Regions from separate parts of the Homo sapiens genome. Here all the other regions are linked to region 4. The links are chromatin contacts, found by Hi-C or POLR2A ChIA-PET in ENCODE. All regions are on one chromosome and are shown on one strand. The core of a region is the stretch at or near the end of the contact, and the rest is flanking DNA. Distances in the headings are between cores, read along the strand shown. Region 1 holds the start of TMEM183A (transmembrane protein 183A). Region 2 holds the start of ELK4 (ETS transcription factor ELK4). Region 3 overlaps SLC45A3 (solute carrier family 45 member 3). Region 4 holds the start of MDM4 (MDM4 regulator of p53). Region 5 has its middle 15 kb from the start of BTG2.

Region 1 (4,607 bases), core at 1,423-3,922, 1.5 Mb before region 4:
AACAGGGTGCCACATGAGTAGAAATCTACATCTATGTGAACCTTGTGAAATTTTTATTACACTTTTTTTGGTCTTTTTTTTTTTTTACCTTTTTGTGGAGAATGGGGTCTTGTTGCCCAGGCAGGTCTCAAACTCCTGAGCTCAAGTATTCTCCCGCCTCCACCTCCCTAGGTGCTGGGATTACAAGCGTGAGCCACCATACCCGGCCATGAATTTTTTATTGATAACGTTGTGAAATGAGAAGCCTCAGCACTTACCATCTGCATTTTGAACTGGACTACAAACATGAATTACATATAAATAGAAACCTTATTTGAAAGAATTTTCTTTTGTTAACAGCTTATTAGACATTTGTTTCATGTTGTAACTTTAGATAAATTAAATTTGAATATTTCATAATTGTAATCAATTCTCTTCAGCTTCAATTTTAATTCCTAATTGATTCAAGCCTATTAGCAAGATCCCTGGTGGTAGTCTGTTACATAATGTTAGTAAAAGGCCTGAGGTTTTTCTCCTAACAAACTTGGTGCCAGCTCGTTAGACTGAAAATAAGATACTCTCTGGTAGATCCAGCGGATTGGATGCCTGGGTCCTAAGTTTCCCAAGCCAGGGATTATCACCTTTTAGGAGCTGCAAGGAAGTTAGAAGGATAAAGGAGAATAACTTAGGAAACCAAATAACTTCTTATGTGTCGCGGTGATACTTTTCTTTTTTTTTTAATTTATTTATTTATTTACTTTTCATGCGCGTCTGTGTGAAGAGACCACCAAACAGGCTTTGTGTGAGCAATAAAGCTCTTAATCACCTGGGTGCAGGCGGGCTGAGTCGGAAAAGAGAGTCAGTGAAGGGAGATAAGGGTGGGGCCGTTTTATAGGATTTGGGTAGATAAAGGAAAATTGCAGTCAAAGGGGATTTGTTCTCTGGTGGGCAGGAGTGGGGGTCGCAAGGTGCTCAGTGGGGGAGCTTTTTGAGCCAGGAAAAGGACTTTCACAAGGTAATGTCATCACTTAAGGAAGGACTGGCCATTTTCACTTCTTTTGTGGTGGAATGTCATCAGTTAAGGCGGGGCAGGGCATTTTCACTTTTGTGATTCTTCAGTTACTTCAGGCCATCTGGGCGTACACGTGCAAGTCACCAGGGATGCGGTGGCGTGGCTTGGGCTCAGAGGCCTGATAATACTAGCCCAGGGTCCTGCTCCCTTACAGTTCTGTAATCTTCACTCAGTGACTCGCTTCTGTCTCAATACAAAGGAAAGACGTTATTTTTTCTTTTTCTCCTTTTTTTTTTTTTGAGGCAGGGTATCGCTCTGTAGCCCAGGCTGGAGTGCAGTGGCGCAATCATGGCCCACTGCAGCCTTGACCTCCTGGACTCAAGTGACCTTCCTGCCTCTGCGATAGTTTTTCATGGATGCTTCTAGTAGTTTTTTGGAGGTATGGTGTGTTAGGAACAAACTGCCCCAAAAAGCTTCTTGGTACTGCCGACACTTCCCCCAAACCTCTCCGTGCTGCTCACTCCTCCCCCTAATGCTCTGCAACTCTTCTCCTTCCCCCAAGCCTCTTTACACTTCTAAGTCCTTATGAAGCCAGCAGACTTCACTTATCAGACCTTGCTGCAATAAACAAACCCCAATTACAAATCATCCGGACCGCACAGGGGAAGGTGATGGGAAGCATAAACAAACTTTACCTACACCCTCCTGTAATAAACGTCACAAGCTAATATGTGGCAAAATTAACCAGCAAACAACCCCAGGGTCTCTCTCCCCCATATAAACCCCTCATTTTGTAAGCTCAGGGGTGCCTCCTCTGTCTGTGGTGGAGCAGCCGTCAGGTTAATAAACTTCCTCGGCTGACCTTGGGTCTCTCTTTCGTCCTTTCTCTCGGCTAACCTTATATGGTGATAGATTGGAAACTTTTTTTTTTTTGAGACGGAGTCTTGCTCTGTCGCCCAGGCTGGAGTGCAGTGACCCGATCTCAGCTCACTGCAAGCTCCGCCTCCCGGGTTCATGCCATTCTTCCGCCTCAGCCTCCCGAGTAGCTGGGACTACAGGCGCCCGCCACCACGCCCGGCTAATATTTTGTATTTTTAGTAGAGACGGGGTTTCACCGTGTTAGCCAGGATGGTCTCGATCTCCTGACCTCGTGATCCGCCCGCCTCGGCCTTCCAAAGTACTGGGATTAGGGGCGTGAGCCACCGCGCCCGGCCGATTGGAAGCTTTTAAGAACTCCTTCTCCTATTTTGAGAATTCAGAAATTTATTTATAGCTTTCGTAAAATAGAGTGAAGACTCTTACAGACCTATGTTAGACTAGCAGGCGCTCAGTCTCTGTGGTCCGAGATAGAGCACGAAGATGACAGTGTATATGCATTTTGGTGCTGAAGTGGACCTGGAGTGTGGACAGAGGAGTTACTAAGAAGAATCCCGGAGACCAGGATGTAAACTCTCAATTCTAATCAACACAGGTGTGGGCTATGGTTCTGAGACACCATTCATCTCACACGAGGTACGGCGATACGCGACACCACCCAGTACAACAGCTCTCTCTCCACCTGGAACCCGGACCCAGCTTGATTCGCGGGTGCCGGATGATGACGTATCCTTGCACCTGGCGATGATTGGTTCGCGTGGAGAGGCGTCGTCCGACAACGCGACTCGGAACCCGGACCTATGTTCTCGCGAGAGTTAGCGGCCTCCGGTGTGGGATGGCCGCGGAGCCGGGCGGAGCTGGCTTGCGGCTCCCGGGGCCGGCTCTCCGGCCGGAGACATGGCCCGGGGGCCCGGCCCGCTAGGCAGGCCTCGCCCCGATACGGTCGCCATGCCCAAGAGAGGAAAGCGACTCAAGTTCCGGGCCCACGACGCCTGCTCCGGCCGAGGTGGGCGAGGGGGGCAGGGGCGCTGAAACATTTTGGGGGCTGGCGGCTGGGAGGGGGCTGGACCGTGCCGAGGTGAGCGCTCGCGTGCCCGCGGCTGGAGGGCGGCTCGGTCCGGGGGCCTGCAGCGAGGAGGAGGTGTTGGCGGGGAAGACGCTGACGAGAGAAGGCCTCTTCCTTGAGGGTTGGTGCTGTGTTGCAGTGACCGTGGCGGATTACGCCAACTCGGATCCGGCGGTCGTGAGGTCTGGACGAGTCAAGAAAGCCGTAGCCAACGCTGTTCAGCAGGAAGGTAAGCTTTGCGCGAGCCTTTAAAGACTCATGCCGCGAAGACAGAACTAGGTATTTTATTTCTGTTTTTCTTGCAGTCCTTTAGTCGTCTTCCTGTAACCGTGTTTGCTTTCGTTAGTGTTAACTTACATATTGGGGTGGAGGAGGATTAGTCAAGAGTAGCAGTTTCTGTAGCAGAAATATTTTCTTTCTTTCTTTGCATTTAAAAACATGTTTGCATACTTTTTAGTTTCCACTGCATTCTTCTTGGTTATTAATCTCTTTGCTGTAGTTCACATGTTTTACTCTGCAGTTTGCTTCCTTGTTTAATAACCTTGGAGTGTTCTTTTCCTTTTCTGGTGTTTCTCTTGCTTTCAGTCTGTTTACTCATGGGTCTGAGACTTGTGTTTTATGACACCTACTGCCTCCAGCTCAGGACCAGGATTAAATTGGATTCAATTTGTCTCAAACATTTCTCTGTAGACCTTATGAGAATACAAATCAGCTTTTATCCTGCAGGGTTTATAGTGGAAAAATTGTACACACCTTTTTTCTTCAGGGCTGAAAAAAGGAGTTTCTGCAACTTTGGAGTCAGTTTGCCCATTGCTTTCCTTTTTTTTTTTTTTTTTTGTATTTAAAATACTAAAATCTTTATTTTTTTTGGTGACAGATTCTCACCTTTCTCTCTCAACGATGTTTTTTTTCCCCCCTTTCCTGAATGGATGCTGATACCTTGGCTAAGTTGTTTGTATTTCTGGGTGGAGCTGTGTGCCATCTCATTCTCCTTTTATTTTCTTCTAGTAAAATCTCTTTGTGGCTTGGAAGCCTCTCAGGTTCCTGCAGAGGAAGCTCTTTCTGGGGCTGGTGAGCCCTGTGACATCATCGACAGCAGTGATGAGATGGATGCCCAGGAGGAAAGCATCCATGAGAGAACTGTCTCCAGAAAAAAGAAAAGCAAGAGACACAAAGGTATGGAGCTTGTTCTCTTTTGGTTTATTAGACCTGCCTGTGGTGACAAATTGAAGATGTTACTTTCCCAGTAGCACAGGAGGAGATATAAGACGTGATACCAGGAGAGTTTAAAGAAAACTTGGCTCTCCCTAAGAACCTTGGTAGTGGGCCGGGATTTAATACACCTGGGCTTTCTTTTTTCTTTTGTCTGAATTCGAGAGGGAAAGAGATTAGTACGTGTTAGTAGAGTTCTGGAGCTGTGAACTGGACTCTAGTAGCCCTTCATTGAGAACATGTTATTATCAGGTAAAAACCCATAAGGCAATGTGAAAATAAAAGGCCTTTGCATTTCTGGATTTCTGAATGTGTAAGGAAGCAGAGATGTAACCAAAAAATGTTTTCCAAAGTATGTGGATTTTACGTTAACTAGTTTTGTTACACACAAACATAGACATTATCGTGGGCTTTTAAGTGCTCTGCAATTAGTAATGTCTGCTTTATGTCTAATAAGTATTG
Region 2 (4,903 bases), core at 1-2,500, 1.1 Mb after region 4:
TATTGAATCATACTACATTTTAATGAAAACACCGCTGCCAAACCTAAATATTGAAGCACCAAGTTTTCCAAGCCAGGGGGTGTAGGGGGTGGGAAAAGACGACAGAGGATCTGATCTATCAACCAAAGAGATGGACAAACCATTCTGATGAGGCATAGAACTCCAGAATCTTTATTTAAATTCCCCAAATTTCAAATAGCAATAGCTGGAGAAAAAGTGAAGTGTGTACTTTTGACTACTTCAGTCAACAACATCCCTATTTCCTTCCAAGGCCAGTTACTATCCCGCCCCGAAAGATGTTTCCAATTGATCTTCCCAGGAATGAAGTTACCAGCCTCGATGCAGCTGTGCACAAGGCGGAAAGTAAAGAGGGGCGGGGGGCCGCTGGAGCGAAAGAGAAAAAGAAATGAAACTCGACACCGGATGACTAGCGAGCTAGGGGAGAGGAAGAAACGCGGACGGCCGCGTGTGCCCTACAGGAGATCAAAGTCTGGGGGAAGAGGTGCAACCTCACCGGGCCTTGGTAAGCACTGAATTACTGTACTTTCATTTTCCAACTTCCTGTCACTACAGAAAATGAGAATTGCTCCCCTCCTCCCCATCCACGCCGAAAAAATCGCCGCCACCTTTCGCCCACGAGACTTCGGGGGACCAAGAGGCGACGAGAGCTGAGCGGTGCGCTGCGGCGTCCACCTGTGCGCCGCGGTGCCCGGCGGGCCGGGGGCGGACCCAAGGGGAGCGCGCGCGCCCGGCCCCGGCCCCCGCCCCCACTTCCTGTTGTGCCGCGCGCCCCTCGGCCCCCGCCCCCGCTCCCGGCCGGTGGGGCTGTGGCCGCGAGATCCCGAGGGGGCGCGCGGGGCTGACCGCTCACCGACGCCGCGCGCGGGGCTCCCCCTCGGTCTCCGCCTCGAACACGATGCGCCTCTCCGCCCTCAGCCTCCTCCTCACGCTGGAAACTCGAGGACGGCGCGGCAGCCGCTGCGACCCCCGCGGCGGAGCCGTAGAAGGCGGCGGCGGCCAAGCCGAGCCCGCCGGGTGCCCGCAGCCGCCCGCATCTCCCGCCGCCGCGGCTCCTGGCGCCCCGCCCTCCCCGCCCCCGCACGCGGCAGCGGCGGCGCGGGTCTTGGGGCCGCTACACGCCGGGCGCGCGCGTTCGGGGCGTTCCTTGCAGCGGCGGGGCCTGCCAGGCCCTCCGCGGCCGCCGCCACTCTCAAACCCCCCGACTGCTCCTGGGTCCCTCCCAGACGCCGTAGTCGCTACACGTCACTTCCGGGGGAGGGGCTGCGACCCTAAGGGGTGTCGTGAGCCGCGTCTGCCAGCAAACCCGGGTTTGGTGTGGCCGGGGGATGTAGCTCGGGCGCCTCCTGGAGTCGTCTCGCCGCTCTCCGTCGCGTTCGGTGCGGTTGCTTCCAGGTCCCTGAGGCGCCCGTCCGGAACCCGCCAGGACCCAAGCTGCCGCCTGGGCCGGGACCTCGGACTCCTCAAAGGCGCGCCACTTTCTCCTCGGTTGGAGGGAAGAGGTGGCGCTCGCAGAGCAACCTGCGGGGGACCACTTCTGTTGGTGCTAAGCTTTGGGGAGAGTCTCCTCCCTCCTGTGTCCCTCGTCCTCCTTACCACTCGCTGTTAGAAGTTGGGGCCGTCACAGCTTTCTCATCGAAGTGCCAGATCCCAGGACACTACAAACGCTTGATAAATACTAAATTAGCACTGTGGCTTTCTAGCCTGGGGACTGACAAATGGAAGCGCTGGAGTCGTGGGAAAAGCTTGCCCTGACGATGGAGGCAGCGACCAGAAATCCATTCGTGGCTCTACCCCTCACTAACTCACCAATTTTAAGCAACCTTAACCTCTCTAAAACAGTCATCATTTATAAGGTGGAGAGAACCCAATCTTAGAGTTGTTGTAATGATTAAAGAAAATAAGGTGCATGAAACACCTAGCAAGAGTTTCTAGCTTAGAGGTTCTCATTAAGTAAAATTCTTAAGGAATCAGGTCACACTTGATACAAGAGGCTACTTGAGCAGTTTAGCACCAGAAGGAATGTAAAGTCATAAATTAGGACAGCTGAACAAAACCTCCAAGAAATAAATTAGGTGTTTGTTTAACAAGAAACCAAAGAGAGGTCAGTGTCTGAGTTACTGGTTATTCGAGGCCATTTACTAGCTGTGTGACCTGTAGTGAGTTGCTTAACCTTTCTGGACCTCAGTTTCCTCATGTAAAATGACGATAATGAGCAGCATTGCTGAGAGGATTAAATGAAGTATAGAGCATAATGTACTTAGTGCATTACCTAGCACATAGTAGATACCCAGTAAATCGTGGTGTCATTTATTTTTGCCCCCACAATTGAATGTATAGTTAATTGAACTCACTGAGTGAAATGTGATTCTGTCATCCTTTTGTAGGCTTTTGGAAGAGAATCATCACTTCCTTGATTTCCAGCCTCCTCTTCCATAATACAGAGTAATTATAATCCACAAAGGTAGCTATTCCTGTAAAAACAACTCTACCAAAAGATGTTACCTTTCCAAAATTAGTTTTACCAAAGCATGCAAACATATTAAGACATGTTTTATAAGGAACATGCAGTATCTGAAAAGCACTAGCAGTCTTGGCCCCTAACATAAAATTTTCCTTGCAACAAGTTCCATCTTGGAAACCAAGAAAAAAAAAAGTATTAAGGTAGGCTGTTTAGGATACACCTATTGGAAACATTTGTTTATAAAAAGATTTCATTTTAAAGCCCCCTACCAAGAACAGTTAAGGGTTGTGGAGATCTGCACACTACGCTGCTCTGTTCAAACTGGCAGTAAACATCTGATTCGGCCTTAGGGCCAGTAGTTGTGTCATATCCCTTTTAGACTGAGCTTACGGCATTGTCAATTGCAGTGTATTTTTGGAAAACAGCCTGCTTTGGGAGTTCTTAAATTAGTCATAGCAAATCTGTCTGCTTTTAAATTGACTTTTTTTTAAGGCGGTACATATTGACAGAAGAGAAAGGAAGAAAAGTGGATTTCTAATTAGAGAACTTGAGGGGAAAAGTTAATTAATGTGCCTGGTTTTCCCACTCAAGATTCTATAAATACACAATCTCTCTCCATGGTTCCTCACACAACAGATGGTTCTGTTTGTGCAAACTCCATGGTAGTTACGTTGGTCAACCAAAAAGACTGCTTTTTCGTTATCTTGTTTGGTCACTTTCCCACCAGATAGATGGATTCCTGATCTTAGCCTTAGTTACTCAGAGCCATCCCAAAGAAAATTTGTAGATTTTATTACAATGTTTATTTATTTTTTTGAGACAGAGTTTCGCTCTTCTTGCCCAGGCTGGAGTGCAATGGCGCAATCTCGGCTCACCGCAACCTCCGCCTCCCGGGTTCAAGCGAGCCTCCTTCCTCAGCCTCCCAAGTAGGTGGGATTACAGGCATGCGCCACCATGCCCGGCTAAATTTTTTTGTATTTTTAGTAGAAATGGAGTTTCTCCGTGTTGGTCAGGCTGGTCTCGAACTCCTGACCTCAGGTGATCCGCCCGCCTCGGCCTCCCAAAGTGCTGGGATTACAGGCGTGACCCATCACGCCTGGCTTAAAATGTTTAAATATGTATTTTCTACCTGGCCTGCCCTAGATTTTGTTTTTTGTTTTTTGTTTTTTGTTTTTTTTTTTGAGACAGAATCTCACACAGTCACCCATGCTAGAGTTACAGTGGCACAATCTCGGCTCACTGCAACCTCCGCTTCCCGGGTTCAAGCGATTCTTCTGCCTCAGCCTCCTGAGTAGCTGGGACTATAAGTGTGCACCACCACGCCCAGCTAATTTTGGTATTTTTAGTAGAGACGGGGTTTCACCGTGTTGGCCAGGCTGGTCTCAAACTCCTAACCTCGTGATCCGCCTGCCTTGGCCTCCCAAAGTGTTGGGATTACAGATGTGAGCCACCGGGCCTGGCCTAGATTTTTTTTCTTAATCACTGCAGTTAACTCAGCTCTGCAACCCCTTGCCCCTAATTTAATTACATTTCCTATCCCAATAACACCTAGTTATGATCATTACTTCTCAAGGCAACTTCCTCTTCCCTCTCTTTATTTCACTGCTTCATCATTACTCCCAGTCACTATCCCTTTTTCCTAAAGAAGTGTTTCACGGATTTTTGACTGACTAAGCAAGCATGGAGCCATCCAGTTGCCTGTTACGTCTTTCAAGCAATATCCTGTAGCACGTGACATTAAGAAGAGATATCTTTTAAGTCAAAGACAGCACCCACAACCCCAGGTGGGGACAAGTGTGGAGCAAATTGCAACATGACTGAGAAGAAAGAATAAAAATCTGGGATATCTGGGTTCTAGCCTTTGGGTCTCCCTAAACTCAAAACTTGAACCTCCTGAGAAAATCCTTGCGACTTACCCTTTCTGGGTTTCACTTTCAACATCTTTAGAAATAAAAGAGACATACCTTTCACTTCATGTCTGTAATGGATAGACTAAAAGAAAAAGGCAGTAGGCTGGTTGTGGTGGCTCACACCTGTAATCCCAGCACTTTGGGGGGCTGAGGCAGGTAGATCACCTGAGGTCAGGAGTTCAAGACCAGCCTGGCCAACATGGTGAAACCCCATCTCTGTTAAAATACCAAAAAAATTAGCCAGGTGTGGTGGCAGGCACCTGTAATCCCAGCTACTCAGGAGGCTGAGGCAGGAGAATGGCTTGAACCCGGGAGGTGAGGGTTTCAGTGAGCTGATACCGTGCCACTGCACTCCAGCCTGGGTGACAGGAGCGAAACTGCGTCTCAAAAAAAAAAAAAAAAAAAAAGCGGTTGATCAAATGATGCTTTGAACTCTTGGTAAATAGCCCTATTGCTGTTATATTTGTGTGGACTGAGATCTTAGATAGAGGTAAAGTTATCTTTGAAAAGA
Region 3 (4,364 bases), core at 973-3,472, 1.2 Mb after region 4:
AAACTCCATCTCAAATAAAAATAAATACATAAGATAAAAAATAAATAAATAAAAATTAGCTGGGCATGGTGGCATGCACCTATAATCCCAGCTACTCAGGAGGCTGAGGTGGGAGGATCTCCTGAGTCCAGGAGTTCGAGGCTGCAAGTGAGCTATGATCGTGCCAGTGTTCTCCAGCCTGGGCAACAGAGTGAGACCTGGTCTCTAAAAAATAAAAAAATAAAAATAAACCACAGCTGTCCAGCAACCATTAATCACCCCACCTGCCTTGCCCCTCCCTTAATCAAGTTCCCAGGCCCCCCAGGAATTAGCAGGATCCTTCTTAGCCCACATGGGAAAAAGACAAAAAGAAAGAGGTAAAGAGAAGAGTGCCCCCCACCATCCTCCTACAGCCCAGATAGCTCATTAGTAGCCTCCCAGTTCCTGGGGTGCCTTTCTCCAACGCCCCCCATCCCCACCCAGAGATTCTTTACCTGGTAACTTGGGGTTGGGCCAGGTGGGGAAAGGATTTGACTAGGAAGGGTGCAGGCTTCAAGCACCCCTGTATTCTTTGGTGGCAGAGTCCGTCCTCCCTTGTTTGAGTTCTACTCTGCCCAGCGGGTCCAGAGTCCTCTTGATACCCCCAGACTTTACTCTTCCCAGCCCGGAATTGCCTGAGAAGTTCCAAGCCCATAAGCACACACTACCCTCCAAAGCCCCCTTTTCTTATCCTTGCATGCTTTCCAGTGCCCCAGTCCCTGTCATTTCATCCCTCCTCCAGGGTCCTCGGGCTAAGGAGACCACAGAGGACTCCTGAGCACTAAGTCCAGCTGCTCGCCATCCCCGCTCCAGGGCCGCCTTCCCTGGAGCACAAACGGAGGAGCCCAGCCTTTCTCAGTTGTCAGGCTCAGGGAGGTCAGAGAACAAGAAGTCTTTCAGTACCACTTTTCTGGCCACCACTCCCATCAGCAGCCTCAGGGCAAGCTTCTTGCCAAAGCTTGCAAGTGACAGATCAGTGTTGGAACCCCGCCTCCTGCCCCAAGTCTGCGGAACTCCCCTGTCCTCCTGGGGACAGGGTCCAATTCTCCCTTACACCCTCCAGTCTTGGAGATGCTTCTAAAATCCTCCTGCCCTACTGCTCCTGGAACACTTTGGCAAAGACAAGATCAACCAGAAGAGCCAGCCTCAGAGCGTTCACCTGGCAAGGAGTGGGCAGGAAGAGGAAGGAAGTAGAGGGGCTGACCTCTCAGAAACGCAAGGAACAGGCAGCCTTCTAGGACAAGTCCCTCTCAAGTTCCAAACATCTCCCCTCCTCTCTGGGCCCAGCAATGCCAAGACAGCAAGAAAGCTGGAGGAAACCTAAGGCCTCTGGGAACCTTTCTGGAGCTCTGCCCCAGGTCATCCTTCCTCATCCTTGGGGGAAAAGAATCAAAACCCAGAGAGACCAAGGGCCGTGGGCAAGGTCAGTGAACCTGGATCCCCGCTGCACCCCTCCAGGTACTGGGAGATACATGCCCCTATGCATCCCAATATGTGACACCCCCAGGGCTGGCTCCCACCCCAGCAAGAAAAGGGGCCGGGAAATGTTTACCTAATGAATGAATGGCTAAGAGCAAGGGGTGGCAGTAGAAGCAAGGGTGAGGGCTTAAGTCCTCCTCCTCCCACGTGCTCGCCACACACCGAGGACTTTGCAGGCCCAACTCCAGAGGGAGCAGCTCCTATGGGCTCAAAGGTGGTGAGTGGCTCAGATAAACCCTCCTGGACTGGAAAGCCCCCACTTCAGACCAGACCCCAAAAAGGGAGTTTTGGGGGAAATGAAACTGAGCAACAGGAACAAACTTGGCCTGAACTTTGTCCAAAATACAGAAGACAGAGTGGCAGAGAAGGAGGAAAGCTGACCCGAGCCCACTCCCTGGTAGCTCCCTAAGGGAAGGGAGGGTCAGAGGGGGATGTATAAAGAGGTCTTTGAGGGCTTTCAAAGGGGCTTCTGCCACCCCGCATGGCTGAGGTGGAGCTGGGGGAGCAGATTCCCTCTACTGACAGACAGAGGCCCGTGGAAGCCCAGGCTGGGGGCAGCCCCCACCCCGGGCCTGTGTCATGCAGCAATTCTAAGGCTTCTTTATGCAGGCCAGCGTCAAACCCCACCCAGGCACATCAAACGGCTGTAGCCCCCACCCTGACCCCGCAGGCTCAGCGACCCTGCGTGTTCCCTGCACACTCACAAAGACGCTCTGCTTTCTCCCAGGCTCCTCAGAAGCGGCTCCTCTCCCCTTCACAGCCACCCCGCAGCCCTCCCCACAGAAGGGGAAATCGGGGGCTGGTGAGGCACGAGGAATAATGACTCAGCTGAGGAAAGCGGGTGGGGTCACCCTGGGCCAACCTCCCGGACACACACCCCACCAAGGCTGCCCTGCCCCAGGTCAGTGAGATGGCAGAGAAGGGGCAACCCCAGCACCTTGCTCCAAACTGAGCTCTCCAGGGTCCTCTAGGTTGGGGGCAGGGAGTGGACCTCTCAGGTCTGGGGGTTCCCCAGCCCTCCTCCCCATTACCCACCCCCTCCTCGCCCCAGTCCCAAGGGACCAATGCTGTCACCTTACCTAATGAAACCTGGCACACTGACTGCACTCCCCACGAGCCCCACCCTCACGGCAGCTCCACGGGAGCCTTGGGGACACCCCAGAAAGAGCCTGCACTAGCCAGGAGACCTGGAAATGAGCATTCTTGTGAGACAATGCGCTCCCCATCATGACAGATCCCCTTTGTGAGGGGTGCCATGTGCTTGGGCTGCTGGGGAGATGGTGGGAGGGACACGGCATTAGACAACCACGGCTTTGGTGACTCCCAACCCACTCAGTCTTTGATTCTCTGGGGCCAAATATTTCCAAAGCAGTGAGGGTCTCTGCTTTCCCCAGTCTTGCCCTAGAAAAAAACAGTGATTTGCAGAAAAAGCGGAGGCCCACGACTTCACAGGGCTCCCAGGGGAACCTGAGGACCCCACTCAGAATGAAGCCCCCCCACCTCAGGGACTCCTAAGAAAGAATAAGGGCCGGCAGTGGGACGGGGGACCCCAGCCCCATCCCGGACTTGCTCCCTGGTGCCTGCCTCCCCCAGGGCCTGGAGGCCAGGGATTTAGAGTTCGCCCTGCTGAGCTGCCTTTTCTTCACCGTTACTGGAAGCCTTCTGCTTAGCAGCTTGTCAGAGAGGGTGAGGGGGCTGCAGGCCGGGACACAAAGGGGGATTAGGGAGAAACCTCTCGGCCTGCAGAGTAATCCATCAAACTCTCTCCGGCTGCCAGCGCCGGCCCCTTCCCACTCAATTCCCCTTCCAGCTGCTGCTGGCCCCCACCCCCTCCGGCTCCTGAGCCCGTCACTTCGGGCAGCAAAGAGAATCCCAGGCCCTAGGGGGGCAGAGGGGGCACACCACAGACACTGGGAAAAGGGCAATGGCTCCCTCCCCCCACTCACCCCCAATGTGTGAAAACCCAACAGGTGGCTGTGGCGCGGTGGAGAGTGGCTTTTGTTGCCCTGTCTGAGAGCTCCAGTCCAGCTTTGGAAAGGAAACAAATGCCAGAGGAGATTGGGGGAAGGGGAGGGGAAGGGACAGAGGGGCAGTCCCTGGAGCCAGCACTGCCCTCCCCTCCCCTCTCCTACCCAGTGACAGGGATTCTGGGGCTGGCTGACCCTCACCTTGGCCAGAGTCAGTCCTGGACAGCCTAAGCTAGGGCTGAAGCATGGGGACTCTCCCAAGGGTCACCTGGCAATCCCATGGTGACAGTCAATACAGACACACATTCTGACTCCAGGCACCTGGGCCTCCCAATCACACTTAGTTTCTGAGAACAGCTGCAACCCAAGGTCACACTGGGCATGCCCTCCAAACCAGGACCAGCAGTGCTCTTCAACCTGGAGCTCTCTTCCACCCGAGGGACCACAACCCTCTGAATCCTGACGTCCCCAAACCCTGGCAGACTCTGCAGGCTGACCTGGGTTTGGGTGTCTGCCTGACCTGGGTTTGCATGCCAGCTCCACCACTTATTATAATTGCATGAGCCTGTAACTTGACCTTCCCATGCCTCAGTTTCCTCATCCACAATGAACAACAGCAGGCCGGGCACGGTGGCTCACGCCTGTAATCCCAGCACTTTGGGAGGCCGAGGCAGGCAGATTACCTGAGGTCAAGAAGTTTGACACCAGCCTGGCCAAAATGGTGAAACCCCGTCTCTACTAAAAATACAAAAATTAGCCAGGCCCAGACATAGCGGCACATACCTGTAATCCCAGCTACTCGGGAGGCTGAGGCATGAGAATTGCTTGAAACCGGGAGGTCAAGGTTGCAGTGAACCGAGATCATGCCACACTGCACTCCACCCTGGGCAACAGGGTGAC
Region 4 (4,450 bases), core at 1,454-3,953:
AAGACCCTGTGTCTATTTTTTTAAAAAAATTAGAAGATGAGCAATTACTCACAAATCAGTGTCAACCACGATGGGAAAAACTCTATTCTTCACCATGGCCTCGTCAACATATTTATCAACGTTTTGTTTTTTTTGATTGACTGAGATAGAGTCTGGCTCCATCACCCAGGCTAGAGTGCAGTGGAGCAATCTCGACTCACTGCAATCTCCTCCTCCGGGTTCAAGCAATTCTCCTCCCTCAGCCTCCCGAGTAGCTGGGATTATAGGCGCCTACCACTGCACCCGGCTAATCTTTTTTGTATCTTTAGACAGTGTTTTACCATGTTGGCCAGGCTAGTCTCGAACTTCTGACCTCACGTGATCCACCTGCCTCGACCTCCCAAAGTGCTGGGATTACAGGCATAAGCCACTGCGCCGGGCCCTCGAGATTTTAAATGAAGACGAATTAAAGATGTTGGTCAATATTTTGCCCAAATTGAAAAGGCTTATCTCTCTTAACCTAGAGGAGGTTAACTGCAGCTCATCAATCATTGCACTTACCACATTCTTTTTACCTGGACAGTCTGATTCCTCCACTAGACAGATTTCAGGTCTTGTTTTGGAATCCTCTAGATTGGTGCTTGGCACAAGTAGGATGCTCAGCTAATTAATTTTTTTTTTTTTTTTTTTTTTTTTTTTTTTGTAGAGATGGTGTTCTCGCTTTCTTGCCCAGGCTGGTCTTGAACTCCTGGGCTTAAACGATCCTCCCACCTTGGCCTCCCAAAGGGTTGGGATTACAGGTGTGAGCCACTGCACCTGGCCTCAACAAATACCTGTTGATCTCACACAAACTGAATTGCATGAACAGATCATATTCCAAGGCTCCAGGAGACATTAGGAAAGGATCCAAACTAACCAGATGCTATTTAAAAGTTACAAAAAAAAAATTCCTGTTGAAAGTTTTAAAAAATACTAATTGCACAAAAGGACAGGGGAAATAGTTGACAGTGGTTCACCTAAAAAAGCACCCTTGACCTTTTTTTTTTTTTTTTTGTGAGTGAGGTGGTTGCAGATTTCTATGAAAAAGAAGTTAATTCTTCAGCTCCTTAATGGAACCCTGGATCTCCCAGCTATGCAGGAGGTTATGCTAGAAGTAGAACAAAGCGGAATGTACAAATTTAAGGAAGGTTACTGCCCTGTGTTCTTTTGCATGGGTCTGTATCTAGCATTGGGAGCCAGGTTTTGTTGTTGCTTATTGGGAGAGATAAGAATGGTATATACACAAATAACTAAAAAAAAAATACGTGGTAAATGCTAAAAGACAGGTGCAAAGAACACTGAGATGGAGCTTTCTTGGGTTACACAGCCAGTTTTAATGTTTCCTAATATAGAAGAGCTTTCAACAAACCTCTCAGGCAGGCTGTCTTCAAATGACATTACTTCCCCCAAATACCTAATTTCATTTATTTCAGAACAACTCTAAATGTTAGAGGATTTTCTGAGCTTAAAAATACTGCCTTGTAATTTCTATTGGTTTTAGTTCTGCACTTTGGAGAAGAGAATAAGGCTCCGTTATTTCCAATATTATACTATTCAGTTATTTGAAGACAGCTTCCAATTTCTATGCTCAACCCTTTCCCTCTTTTTTTTTTTTTTTTTTTTTGAGATGCAGTTTCGCTCTTGTCGCCCAGGCTGGAGTGCAATGGCGCTATCTCGGCTCACTGCAACCTCCGCCACCCGGGTTCAAACGATTCTCCTGCCTCGGCCTCCTAAGTAGCTGGGATTACAGGTGACCGCCACCATGCCCCGCTAATTTTTTGTATTTTTAGTAGAAACGGGGGTTTCGCCATGTTGGGCAGGATGGTCTCGAACTGCTGACCTCAGGTGATCCGCCCGCCTCGGCCTCCCAAAGTGCGCTGGGATTACAGGGGAGAGCCACTGCGCCCGGCCTCCCTCGTTTATATGCAGGTTAAAAACTCCCTTGAGCCTTCAACTATTTCTTTTTCTTTTTTTTTTTTTTTTTTGAGGAGTTTCGCTCTTGTTGCCCAGGCTGGAATGGCGCTATCTCGGCTCACTGCAACCTCCGCCTCCCAAGTTCAAACGATTCTCCTGAGTAGCTGGGATTACAGGCATGCGCCACCACACCCGACTAATTTTGTATTTTTAGTAGAAACAGGGTTTCACCATATTGGTCAGACTGGTCTCGAACTCCTGACCTCAGGTGATCCGCCTGCCTTAGGCCTCCCAAAGTGCTGGGATTACAGGCGTGAGCCACAGCGGCTGGTGCTTTCAACTATTTATTTGACATGGCTTCAAGCTTCCTTGCCACCCTAGTGCCGCCATCGCTCCGTTTCCCTTCCCTACCACCCTTGGGGAGTAAGGGTGAGGACTGGGGAATGGCAGAGGAAGCGTAGTTTTTCCGAAGAGCTGAAGGCAGCCTGTGATTATGACCTTAGCTCTTCCTCTTCTCTGTTTTCTGATCTCCTAATACACGTCTGTAAATATCACAAGACCCTGCAAGTCCCTCACTTATTATCTCTTCAAATCTGACGACTTTCAACCGTTCGGGCCCCACGACTCTCTCCCCGGACTAGGATCTACTCTATGGTAGTGAGCTCAGCCTTTCTAGCTCTCTAGTCCTCCCATTGCTCCATCTATGGTTTCCGGAGGCCTCACCGGAAGCCCTCGTGTGAGGCCGTGTGGGAGGCCGGAAGTTGCGGCTTCATTACTCGCCATTTCAAAATGCTGCCGAGGCCCTAGGATCTGTGACTGCCACCCCTCCCCCCACCCGGGCTCGGCGGGGGAGCGACTCATGGAGCTGCCGTAAGGTGTGGCTCTTGGCCTTCGTCGGCGGGGTGCCGGGAGCGGGAGCTGGAGAGTGAGGAGCAGGCGGCCGTACCGCCAGTTGTGCGGGTAGCGGGCGGGAGGAGCTTGAGAGGTGGGTCGGGCGGCGTGGGGAAGGCCGCGCCAGGCGGAAGAAGGGCTCGGGGGGAGGGGAAGAGTTGTGGGATGAGGGCTCGCGGAAGATAAAAGTGGAGGTGGGGTGACGTGAAGTAACTTTGGCCAACAGGTGACAAACCTAAAGTCGACGTAGTTGGATTGAGTTTAACTGGACACAACATTTGAGGACTGTTGAGGCAATTTGGAGAAAGGAGGTGGGAGAGAGGGAACCGGGTAGAATGACATTGACGTGTCTTAAGTTTTTAAGTTAGTTTTTAGGTCTGCGGACAGTCTACCTTAGAGGCACTTGAGTGCTTGTTTGAAAATGCTTGTTTTGGCTTGGCGCGGTGGCTCACGCCTGTAATCCCAGCACTTCAGGAGGCCGAGGTGGGTGGATCTACCTGAGGACAGGAGTTCGAGACCAACCTGGCCAACCTGGTGAAACCCCGTCTCTAGTAAAAATACAAAAATATTAGATGTGTGTGGTGGCGCATGCCTGTAATCCTAGCTACTCGGGAGGCTGAGGCAGGAGAATCACTTGAATCCGTGGGCGGGGGTTGCAGTGAGTCGAGATCGCGCCACTGCACTCCAGCTTGGGCTACAGAGGGAGATTCCGTCTCAAAAAAAAAAAAAGAAAAAATGTTCGTTTTGGGGCCACACTGAAACCTACAGACAGTATCGAGATGGGGCTCAGAGAAATATATTTTAATGAGCACACCTCCCAGTGATTTTTGTATACCTTAAAGCTTGAAAACCACAGGTTTTTTTGGTTGTGTTTTTGTTTTGTTTTTGTTTTTTTTGAGTGGAGTTTCGCTCTTTTTGCCCAGGCTGGCGTGCAGTGGCGCGATCTTGGCTCACTGCAACTTCTGCCTCACGGGTTCAAGTGATTCTTCTGCCTCAGCCTCCCGGGTCGCTGGGATTACAGGTGTGCGCCACCACGCCTGGCTAATTTTGTGTTTTATTAGAGATGAGGTTTCACCAGGTTGGCCAGGCTGTTCTCGAACTCCAGACCTCAGGTGATCCGCCCACCTCGGCCTCCGAAAGTGTTGGGATTACAGGCGTGAGCCACCGTGCCCGGCCGAAAACCACAGTTTAAAAGCAACACCCGGAGAAAATGCTGCAGCTCTGTGCTGTTGGCACGTGGAACTAGTATCTGTCAAAGATACTTGGAACCTCTTGGTGTTAAGTATTACTGTATCTCAGTTTAGATTTAGTCTTCTCTCTCCTCATACATTTTTTTTTTAATAGATGGGATTTCGGCCAGGCCCAGTGGCTCACACCTTTAATCCCAGCACTTTGGGAGGCCAAGGGGGCAGGTTTGCTTGAGTCTCGGAGTTCGACACCAGCCTAGGCAACAAACTGAGCCCCATCTCTGCAAAAAATAAAAAAATCAGTGTCATAGAGCGAGCTTCCAGTCCCAGCTACCCAAGAGACTGAGGTGGGAGGATTGCTTGATCCCAGGAGGTAAAGGCTGCAGCAAGCCGGGATGGAGCTACTGCACTCTAGCTTAGGCGACAGCGCGAGAGCCTGT
Region 5 (4,444 bases), core at 1,233-3,732, 1.2 Mb before region 4:
TCTTTCTTTCTTTCTTTCTTTTTGGAAAGTGTTTAGTTTATAAATCATCTTGTGAAAAATCCACAATGGCTGCAGCCTTGCACCACCTTTTCTCCTTCATGAGCCTCAGTTTTCCTATCTGTAAAATGAGTCACCTGTGCTAAATTATCTCTTACCATTCTATTTTTGTTTCCATATGGAACAGGAAAAAAAAAACAACCTATTTCTTCTGCTCTATTTCCTGCCGGCACATAACCCAGGTCTTGTCCTCGTAACATTCATACAACAGCCTCCTGCCCTCCCTGCCCTACCACCGGACTGACCATCATCCTAGCACAACGCAAACTCTATTTTCTTTTTTTTTTCCCAATTTTTTTATTTATAAAAATACGGAATGCTTCACAAATTTGTGTGTCATCCTTGCGCAGGAGCCATGCTAATCTCCGTATCGTTCCAATTTTAGTATATGTGCTGCCGAAGCGAGCATGCAAACTCTATTTTCATCATGCCATTCCCTTCCTGCAGACTTTCTTTGCCATTCTGTATTCCTAAGATGGGAATCCCAGGCTCTCTCAGTCTTTCCAACCCCAAACTCCTTGTGCAGTAGCCCAACCAGGCCAGAGCCCCTCACCGAATTCTCTCCTGCTCACCTTTCCTTGCAGCTCTGCTGACATCTGCAAGTTTCTGTACTCTGCCAATTGATGTGGCACAAATCACTTTCTTCTAGGATGTGAGCACCTACTGTGTGCTGAACACTCACTATTGCCAGGGACTCCGCCTGGTATTTTACACACAGTATCTCTACTGTTTTTTTGAATGCAGTCTCTGAGATCTTATGACCTCAGATTCACGGATGAAGAAAGCAAGGCACCAGTAACTAGAAGAGGGCAGTGGTGGAAATGGGTTTAAAACCTATGTGCGCCTGTCTCCAGCATCAATGCTGTTTTCCCTTACCACTGCCTCTTCAGGATGCCTTCCCTGAATAATTCCACTTGTCCTCTATATACATTCTTACCTCAGGGGTTTCCAGCATTCATGCATATGGTTTAAAACTGCTCACATCTTTATGACATATTTCTTACTTCAGAACTCCTTAAGGATGTATACACATAGTTTATTACTGTTCACACTTTTATAGCAAACACAGTCAGCACATTGCTCTGTGTGTGTGTGTGTGTGGGTGTCTGTGTGTGATGGAGTCTCGCTCCTTCACCCAGGCTGGAGTGCAGTGGTGTGATCTTGGTTCACTGCAACCTCTGCCTCCCCAGTTCAAGCCATTCTCCTGCCTCAGCCTCCCAAGTAGCTGGGATTACAGGCACGTGCCATCACACCGGGCTAACTTTTGTATTTTTAGTAGAGACAGAGCTTCAACACAATGGCCAGGTTGGTCTCAAACTCCTGACCTCAAGTGATCTGCTGGCCTCGGCCTCCCAAAGTGCTGGGATTACAGGCGTGAGCCACCGGGCCCGGCAGCACATTGCTTTGAGTTGACGTCTGGTGGCTCTGCAAGCCCTTCTCCCCTCTCCAACTGTCGTCACTCACACCTCCATGGCAGGAATCATTTCTATTTCCTTTTTCACCTCCATGTGCTTGTCTACCATTCTGCACGGAGCAGGCCTAAGTACACTGACCATTGGATGACAGATACGGGTTGAACAAACTACAGTGTGGTCCTCAGGTAGCTGTGGGGCAAGTGTCCCCTCCTCACCACCCCTCCATCCTCCCACTCTAAACCTAAAAGGAAAAGTGCTCTATTTGGGAGTCTCCTAAGAGGGAGTGAAGGAGCTCTGTAAGCTAAGCCAGCCTGCATACATGGTTCCCGGCACAAAGTCTACACACCAGTGAACACGTTCTTGGGTGGATGCTGGATGCTGATGGCAGGGCTTCATTTGATGTTGGTGAAGTCAGTTCTACCCTGAACCTCAACAACTTGAAATCATAAGCAGTAAATAGGCAGACACAGATGGAGATCTAGGTAAGTTTGGAAATAACTGAAGACTTATCTTTGGAATGAGCTTTCACATTACATGGGCGGGCTTTTACATCACGTGGGCTGATGAAGACTGATGATTCAGTCTTCATGCCTGAACCACGGGTTTACTTTTACATGGTCCACAGAGGTTCAGAAGCTCTGGCTGAGGCTAAGGAGGCAAAGCCTTCTGAGGAGTCTTTCCTGTATGATTGCTCTTGTTCTCACTCAAGGCAAGCTGGTGCTAGACAGGGATGATCCCTTTACTGTGTATGTGTTAGTGGGGGACTGAGAGGAGGATGGTGCATTTCAGCAACTCAGCTGTTAGTTCCCAGCAGCTGGTGGGTGCCATGAGAAGTGCAATTAAGCCCCTGACCCCCCTCCCCCAGCTCCTCCCCAGCCTAGCTACTCCCTTGCAAACCCTTTCTTCGTGGGCAGAATGTTCCCTTGCCAGCTGCCTGCTCCTCCAGGTGTTTCCTGTACTCTCTATTTACTGGCTGGGGTGGCTGAGGGTGGAGAGAGGGAGTCTGTTTTGGTTTCCTGTTAGCCAATGGCAGTGGGTGTGGGGAAGGCTGGCGCTCCTGTATCTAGGGGGAGCTAACCACAAGCAGCAGCTGCCTCCTGACACCTGCCTTTCTGAGAGCATGTAAACAGTTAGGGGACGAGGGAGGAAGAAGGCCTCCTGAGCAGGGCAGACACTTCTGTTCGGTCAGGCTGGAAGAGGTCATTTCATAAGCTCCCAACCTCCATTCTTTCCAGGGGGGAAAGGGTGGGGTCAGGTCACCCCAATGACCTCAGGCCTCCCTGGACTCTAATCTCTACATGAGAAGCCCAGGTAGTACTGGGTCTACCTCCACTGTCTACCTGCCATGAAATGGATGGCACTGCCTCCCCAGGCAAAGGCCAGGAGTGGAGAGCGAGACCTTGGCAAAGCCTCCATTTCCTTACCTGAGACCTGAAACAGCTACACATTCCCCACCTTCACCAAGGTCCCCAAATCCAGCCAGCTTGGTGCAGAGACACTGTCACGGGTTTCCCCCTGGCCACTCTTCCCAAGAAGGCAGGACAGTATTTTTGGTTTGTTGCAGTTTTTCCAATCCAGTTGAAATGATACACTTGTCTATGTATGTGTGATCCTTCCCTTCTTTCCTTCCCTCCCTCATCCCCTTCCCTCCCCTCCTCTCTCCTCCCTTCCCCTCTTCTTCTCCCCTCTTCTCCCACTTCTCCCCTCCTCTCCCCTCCCTTCCCTCCTCCCCTCTCCTCTCCTCTCCTCTCTTTTCTCTTTCCTTGACAAGGTCTCACTCTGTCACCCAAGCTGGAGTACAGTGGCACCATCTTGGCTCACTGCACCCTCAAATTCCCGGGTTCAAGCAATCCTCTTGCCTCAGCCCCCGGAGTAGCTGGGACTACAGGCGTGCACCACCACACCCAGCTAATCTTCATATTCTTTATAGAGACAGGATTTTACCATGTTGCCCAGGCTGGTCTTAAACTCCTGAGTTCACGCTATCCACCTGCCTCGGCCTCCCAAAGTGCTGGGATTACAGGCTTGAACCACCATGCCTGGCCTCCTCAGAGCAGTTCTATAGCATTGACATTATTACCCTTAGACTGTAGAGGAAGAAACAGGCTCAGAAGGTTAAGCAAAATTACCTATGGGCACAGTGCTAGTAACTGGCAGTCAGGCTTGAATCCAAGACTGACTGAATAAACAAGAAAAATTATAGCAAACAACCCAGGGTTTCTTATGTTTCTTCTTGTCACGCTTAGTGCTCTTGTCTTCTGGATTCTAGGAACTTTTACACAAAGCCACAGTTCACTTTGCAGATAGCCTACATAAGATAAGCAGTCTGACATCCCAGTCTTACACATCTCTTATGCCCAAGCTCAGATCACCTCTCCTCTGTGAAATCATTGCCATTCATCCTAATGTTAGGTGATGTTTTAAAAACCTGCTGAGTTCTTACAGCAAGAAGCCACTGCTCCCTCCCACTGTGTGTCTTCCATGGGTTTCTTTTTTGTGTATATGTCATATTTCAATTTAAATATAAGGTCCTAGAGATCACCTCTGATGTTGCCCAACATTCACACAGCATCTGCATCTAACACAGTACCTGGACATGAAGCTGAAGCAAGAGGGACTGAGGAGACTAGATAGTCTAGATGCTTTAGGGAAGCCTCTCTTTTACCCTTTGTCTCACTCCAATTGGAGAAATCCCAGTTCAATACAGACTGGCCAGCCAGATGGGTTGCTTCACCCTAATCAGGAATTTCAGCTGCTGACTTCCCAGCCCTGGTACAAAACACAGGAACTCCTTGTGTTCATTGTGACCCACTTCCTTACTGGAGCCTGCTCAGGGTGGAGGCTTAGGTCTCAGTGGCTTCTCTTGTTTTCACAAAAGGAAAATAATCTCTGTCATAATTACTGCTTGACCAATAGGCTTCTCCTGTGACAACTCCCTGGGGGAAAGAAAATGGAGCACTGACTGTTTCCTA

What was found. A loop is a pair of places that touch in the nucleus more often than their neighbours do. ChIA-PET counts read pairs that join two places held with the same protein, here RNA polymerase II (POLR2A). Pooled maps may share reads with other maps.
Region 1: a pooled map shows a loop between it and region 4 (8-fold over the local background). The contact joins the promoter of TMEM183A here to the promoter of MDM4 in region 4. A Hi-C loop is called at or near these places in 1 of 37 single-sample maps with no recorded cell type and 10 of 50 pooled maps. POLR2A ChIA-PET finds 5 or more read pairs at or near these places in 1 of 52 experiments (PC-9).
Region 2: a loop to region 4 is called in a map of naive thymus-derived CD4-positive, alpha-beta T cell, with 5 times the contacts of the local background. The contact joins the promoter of ELK4 here to the promoter of MDM4 in region 4. A Hi-C loop is called at or near these places in 1 of 168 maps with a recorded cell type or tissue (naive thymus-derived CD4-positive, alpha-beta T cell), 3 of 37 single-sample maps with no recorded cell type and 11 of 50 pooled maps. POLR2A ChIA-PET finds 5 or more read pairs at or near these places in 1 of 52 experiments (CD8-positive, alpha-beta memory T cell).
Region 3: a loop to region 4 is called in a pooled map, with 2.9 times the contacts of the local background. The contact joins the enhancer-like site here to the promoter of MDM4 in region 4. A Hi-C loop is called at or near these places in 1 of 50 pooled maps. POLR2A ChIA-PET finds 5 or more read pairs at or near these places in 2 of 52 experiments (AG04450 and activated B cell).
Region 5: a map of CD8-positive, alpha-beta T cell shows a loop between it and region 4 (3-fold over the local background). The contact joins the enhancer-like site here to the promoter of MDM4 in region 4. A Hi-C loop is called at or near these places in 2 of 168 maps with a recorded cell type or tissue (CD8-positive, alpha-beta T cell and naive thymus-derived CD4-positive, alpha-beta T cell), 16 of 37 single-sample maps with no recorded cell type and 9 of 50 pooled maps. POLR2A ChIA-PET finds 5 or more read pairs at or near these places in 3 of 52 experiments (CD4-positive, alpha-beta T cell, MCF 10A and OCI-LY7).

The regions. Positions count from the first base shown.
Region 1 is chr1:203,004,702-203,009,308 of GRCh38, forward strand. It overlaps TMEM183A (transmembrane protein 183A), which reads left to right and starts at 2,673. Exons shown (of 8, transcript NM_138391.6): 1 at 2,673-2,873; 2 at 3,073-3,162; 3 at 3,942-4,109. The coding sequence starts at 2,765. It also overlaps the pseudogene MGAT4FP. RefSeq lists enhancers at 476-1,250, 1,892-2,021, 2,025-2,799, 2,800-3,572, a cis regulatory region at 1,002-1,351 and a silencer at 2,732-2,981.
Region 2 is chr1:205,630,761-205,635,663 of GRCh38, forward strand. ELK4 (ETS transcription factor ELK4) reads right to left here and starts at 1,251. Exons shown (of 5, transcript NM_001973.4): 1 at 872-1,251. RefSeq lists enhancers at 299-718, 1,329-1,638 and silencers at 729-918, 1,009-1,158.
Region 3 is chr1:205,667,494-205,671,857 of GRCh38, forward strand. The region is part of intron 1 of SLC45A3 (solute carrier family 45 member 3); the gene reads right to left. Among named protein-coding and RNA genes, the nearest start is that of SLC45A3, 11 kb to the right of the region's middle. RefSeq lists enhancers at 1,684-1,763, 1,774-1,853, 2,524-3,085. Within about 2 kb of position 2,223, at least 7 of the 41 ENCODE cell types and tissues checked have a DNase peak (open chromatin) inside an H3K27ac peak, as active enhancers do.
Region 4 is chr1:204,513,703-204,518,152 of GRCh38, forward strand. It overlaps MDM4 (MDM4 regulator of p53), which reads left to right and starts at 2,704. Exons shown (of 11, transcript NM_002393.5): 1 at 2,704-2,807. RefSeq lists enhancers at 1,186-2,097, 1,958-3,157, 2,098-3,008, 2,447-2,576, 2,587-2,666 and 1 more.
Region 5 is chr1:203,318,634-203,323,077 of GRCh38, forward strand. It overlaps the pseudogene RNU6-487P. Among named protein-coding and RNA genes, the nearest start is that of BTG2, 15 kb to the left of the region's middle. Within about 2 kb of position 2,483, at least 24 of the 41 ENCODE cell types and tissues checked have a DNase peak (open chromatin) inside an H3K27ac peak, as active enhancers do; they include CD4-positive, alpha-beta T cell, CD8-positive, alpha-beta T cell and OCI-LY7, where a contact is called at or near this core.